Linked DNA regions of Homo sapiens: region 2 is linked to region 1. Evidence: read pairs that join two places in POLR2A ChIA-PET (ENCODE). Cell type or tissue: PC-9. All regions are shown on one strand.

Evidence for each region. ChIA-PET counts read pairs that join two places held together with the same protein. Peaks named below come from ENCODE experiments on the same cell type or tissue, not always from the same donor. Only the 100,000 strongest peaks of a DNase experiment are listed, where the experiment ranks them.
Region 2: POLR2A ChIA-PET joins it to region 1 with 5 read pairs; 1 of 35 experiments calls an interaction of 5 or more read pairs at or near these places.

What each region holds. Positions count from the first base shown.
Region 1 is chr1:89,972,993-89,975,492 of GRCh38, reverse strand. The region is part of intron 2 of LOC105378847 (a long non-coding RNA gene); the gene reads right to left. Among named protein-coding and RNA genes, the nearest start is that of ZNF326, 21 kb to the left of the region's middle. In PC-9, no CTCF peak of the experiment used is centred here; DNase peaks (open chromatin) are centred at 232, 1,082 and 1,882; H3K4me3 peaks cover 1,784 bases; H3K27ac peaks cover 2,500 bases.
Region 2 is chr1:88,706,813-88,709,312 of GRCh38, reverse strand. The region is part of intron 1 of PKN2 (protein kinase N2); the gene reads right to left. Among named protein-coding and RNA genes, the nearest start is that of PKN2-AS1, 23 kb to the right of the region's middle. In PC-9, no CTCF peak of the experiment used is centred here; a DNase peak (open chromatin) is centred at 1,092; H3K4me3 peaks cover 804 bases; H3K27ac peaks cover 1,091 bases.

The DNA.
Region 1 (2,500 bases):
AAACAGGACCTAGGTTTCAGATTTGGGACAGGGATCTTATTAAAGAAGTATCTCTCCAACCTCTTTTCCATCTTTCCCCTTGTGCAATGAGGGACTTGGTAAACTTAATTACAAAGCCACTGTACTCCGTCCAGTGCTCCACCCTCATTTAGCTACTTCAGCAGTGAGTCAGGGGGTCCAGGGGTGCTCAGATGGAGCTCTGCCCAAGGTCAGGGCCACATTTCATACAAAGGGGTTGCCATTTACTGGCAGCTGCAGGATGTTTAGTTGTGAGCCAAAATTCCCCAGCAATTCAGTTCTGTGAGCTGAACTGCCCAGCCCTTCTAGGGAACTCACACCCAGTATCTTATTACTTCTGCCTAGTCACCATCACCTCTCTCTTTTCAACTTTCATTTTCTTACTTCTCGTCTCCTTTTCTCTTTAAAGAAATTTGGAGGGGTTATCAATGAAAAGGGATGTGTCACTAGAGGCAAGGAGAAAAGGGGTCCTCTATTCCCCCTCATTTTATACATATACACATCAAGAACCCAGAGCCTTGTGATGCCCTGAGGCCCAAGACTCCCAGCTAGCTGTCCTTGGACATCCCTTAACAGAGGGTAACAAGAGATTCCCGGCCCCCTGACACTCCCCATTTGTTCCCTGCCATGTTCCTTTTTAAGATGAATGACTAGCCTGAGAACCCAAAGGGGTCAAAATGGCTTAAGAGGTTATCTCTTTTTGATAATAATATCATTCGTATAATATTTAATAGTTTACAAAGCCCTTTCACTAATATATTACCCTGTTGGAGCCTCACTACAACTTTGTGAAGTTGGTTTCATTATTATCCCCTATTTACAGAGGAAGAAATCTGAGCGCTGACTGGTCAAACAAATTAGGCATGTGATCGCATTGGGACTCAGACTAAATGCAGATCCTAGGCACTGTCATCCAACAGTTGCTTTTAGTATAAACTGCCACATCCATAATCCCCAGGATCAGGAAGTTACCTTAGGCTGGTGTCTACGCACAAGGGACCCTAAGTGGACCAGAGGTAGACACCTGGCCTGAGGCAGCCTTTCCATCAGTTGGTTAATGACTCATGAAGATGCCTTGGGCAAAGAGCTCTACCCAAAGGGTAGCCTCACGGAACAAAGGCAACTGGACTTGCTCTCTCAGGCATTTGGATTGAGGGATTGGCCTCTTTTTTTTTCTTTTTTTTTTCTTTTTTTTTTTTTGTTGAGATGAAGTCTCACTCTGTCGCAAGGCTGGAGTGCAGTGGCACATTCTCAGCTCACTGCAACCTCTGCCTCCCGGGTTCAAGCGATTCTCCTGCTTCAGCCTCCTGAGTAGCTGGGACTACAGGTGTGCACCCCCACACCCGGCTAATTTTTGTATTTTTTTTTTAGTAGAGATGGGGTTTCACCATGTTGTTCAGGATGGTCTCCATCTCTTGACCTCACGATCCGCCCAAAGTGCTGAGATTACAGGCCACCGCGCCCGGCCGGGATTGGCCTCTTGATAAAGAGGGAAGACAGAGCAGACACTTCATAGGAAAAAAGCAGAAAGATAACAAGAGGGAGATGATCCTGGCTATGAGAAAGATAAAGGAAACAGCCAGTCCCTAGAGCTCCCTCAATCCCCGAACAGTTTTCTGGTTCCAGTTTGTGTATCTATGATAAACACTCCCTTTCCTGGAGTGCCTCAGTGTTTCTCTCCTCCTTAAAACCAAAGGAGGCTTTCCATTCTCTACCTGGTAGTGATCTTCGCTGACTTATTCCAAAGCAGTGGCCCCTGTCAACTATCCAACAGGAAGAGATATGGGGCAAGGGAGTCTCTCAGATCTCACTAGGGGAGGTGGCTGATCCTATCTCCAGATTTTCTGCTGCTCTCATTTCCTCTCTACCCACAAAGAAAGGCTCTGGCCAAACCAAGAAATTCAGCTCATTGTGGTCTCTCCAATTCAACTGGTGAGGTAGGCAACACACAGGACACATTACTCAATCCAGGTGGTTAATCTGGCTCTTCAAAGATCAACTTTACAAAAATCAAAATTTTTGAATCAAACAATTTATTCTATGATAAGGTAAACAATGTAGTTTTGATTGACAAACTCTGATACTGTGTTCCAAGGGGAAAGATTCTTACGAATAAAAAGGTAGGTTTGTTTCAGTAAGAGAATAGTTTTGGCTGGGCATGGTGTCATACATTTGCAATCCCACCACATTAGGAGGCTGAGGCAGGAAGATGGCTTGTGCCCAGGAGTTGGAGACTAGCCTGAGGAACACAGCAAGATCCTCCTCTCTACAAAAAATTTAAAAACTAGCCAGGTGTGGTGGCACGTGCCTGTAGTCCTAGCTGCTCAGGAGGCTAAGGCAGGAGGATTGTTTGAGCAGGAGGTTGAAACTACACTGAGCCATGACCATGACACTGTCTGGGTGACAGAGTGAGACCTTGTCTCAAAAAATAAAAATTAAAAAGGAAAAAAAGAGACACTATTTTTTAAATTATACTGCAGAA
Region 2 (2,500 bases), 1.3 Mb after region 1:
GAGGCTAAGGCAGGTGGATTACTAGAGGTCAGGAATTTGAAACCAGCCTGGCCAACATGGTGAAACCCCATCTCTACTAAAAAAATTAAAAATTAGCGGTGTATGATGGTGTGCACCTGTAATCCCAGCTACTCGGGAGGCTGAGGCAGGAGAATCACTTGTACCCGGGAAGCGGAGGTTGCAGTGAGCCAAGATCACGCCACTGTACTCCATCCTGGGTGGCAGAACAAAACTCTGTCTCAAAAAAAAAAAATTGATTATTATTATATAAACAGGCCCCAGAATAATGCTTTGAATATAGCAGGAGCTCAGTGAATACTTGCTGAATGAATGGAAAGACAGCTGCTCAATGTCAAAATACAACTGGGAGAAAAGAAAAAAAAAAGAATCATACTAACCACAAAGGCCATTAGATACAGAAATAAAGACTGCTACTTGCCTAAAGAACAAGTAAAATTATCTGCCTATATTCTGTAAATCAGGCAGCAAAATGTGACATATATTACATAAATGTAATCTCCAAAAACAATGTTAAAAATCAGTGTTTTAGGGGCCGGGCATGGTGGCTCACGCCTGCAATGCCAGCACTGTGGGAGGCCGAGACAGGTAGATTACCTGAGATCAGGAGTTCAAGATCATCCTGGCCAATATGGTGAAACCCCATCTCTACTTTAAAAAAAAAAAAAAAAAAAAAAGTTTTATGTGTTTGAAGGCCTAAGATTAATTTATTTGCGAAATACACTTCATTTCTCATCAATGAGGCACTACATTATGTTGAATATAATAAAACTAAACTACATTTTAATCACAATTTAGGATTAGTAATGTTGAAGTATGACTTATTGTATCATCAAGTCATATATTCCAAAACAAAGAAACATTTTTTTTCCATGGATATAAGCAGTACCCCGAAGAAACACAAATAGTCACAAGACTTTGAAATATCTTATACTTTACTACTAAATGGAATAAAGTTTATAAAATGACTTATTTCATTATGAGCAAGGGTTAGACAACAAAAACCTATAGAGAACCAGTTAATACCCATAACTAGTTTCCTTATTTCTGTTCACACAATACAAGATCTACAGGTTTAACAGGTTCAACTGCAAAACCATATTCGAGTTTAACAGGTAGGCCACCACTGCAGATCTACACAATATCACCAGGTATTTATGTATTAAGGAAAGCCTTAATAATGAATAATTTCAACATTTTTTCTCTAGGTTAACAATCTGCATTAGTGTTAGTGATGCTACTGAATAAAACCAAACAGCAGTCTTGTTCCCATATACTACTAATACTGTCCAATAGACTGGGTTTCCTTCAAATACACAAAACAAATAAAAATGCATGGAAAGAAAAATACTAGAACAACTATAGACCCAAGAACCATATTAATTTGAATATAAGTTACATATGGATTACTTTCACCATTATCTAAGAGTGCTCTGAGATAAAGAAATGTAAAATGTCATTTGAGTTGCTTTCTCTCAATATTCTGGTTAGAAAAATATGACCAGGTAATTCATAGAAAATGGATCCAGAATGGAAAATAAGCAAATGAAAATATACCAATCCTGTTACAATCAGGAAGATACAATTAAGATAATGAGGTATCTTTTCTTACCAAAATGACTGGAAAAAGATTAAAATATAATCTGTAAGGAAAAGGAACTATAATATGGAAAACAACTTGGCAATCAACATATGGCTAACTTGAAGATATTCGTTTGCTCAGAACCAGCAATTCCATTTCTAGATGCATATAAGCTATAATCATGTATATAAAATGCAAAAGGTTTGTCATACCATTGTTTGTGATGAGAAAAATCATAAGCAATTCATATAATCATCTATACAAAAAAACAGATTTATAATATATGCAATGCAATGAGACACTACACTGTCGCTAAAACCAATCTATTAACATGCATCTCCTTGAATAAATATGGAAAAGAATTAAATTTAAAAAAACTTGTAAAAGAATATAATGAATGTAAGACTTCATCTGCCACATTTTCCTCTGTACAGCAAGGAAACGTAGTAGGCAGTAAGATGAAGAATGTCAAAAAAAGTAGGGCTTACATCTATAAAACGTTTATTTTTAAAAAAATACAATGTAAATTTTGCAGAACATTTACTCAAGGAAAAGAGACATAAGTTATTCTCAGCCTTTTGGTACATGTTTGAAATATTTCCTAATTAAAAAAAAAAGTGTATGAGAGGAGACTGCTACTTCTGACCAACATTAAGTAGCCATGGGCAGATTTACCCTCCCAGCTGAAACAAAACAAAACCAAAAACAGACAAGATATATAAAACAATGGTTCCCAAAACATCTGACCAAACATAAAGACAATGAGACTGGAGATGAGAAAAAAATGAGGTGTTCTTTGACCAAAATGGAATGAATTAGAAAGGAATAAAAGGAAGATATCTGGACAAATGTCCACAAATTGGAAACTGAAGTACTGCTCATTAACCTATGGGTCAAAAA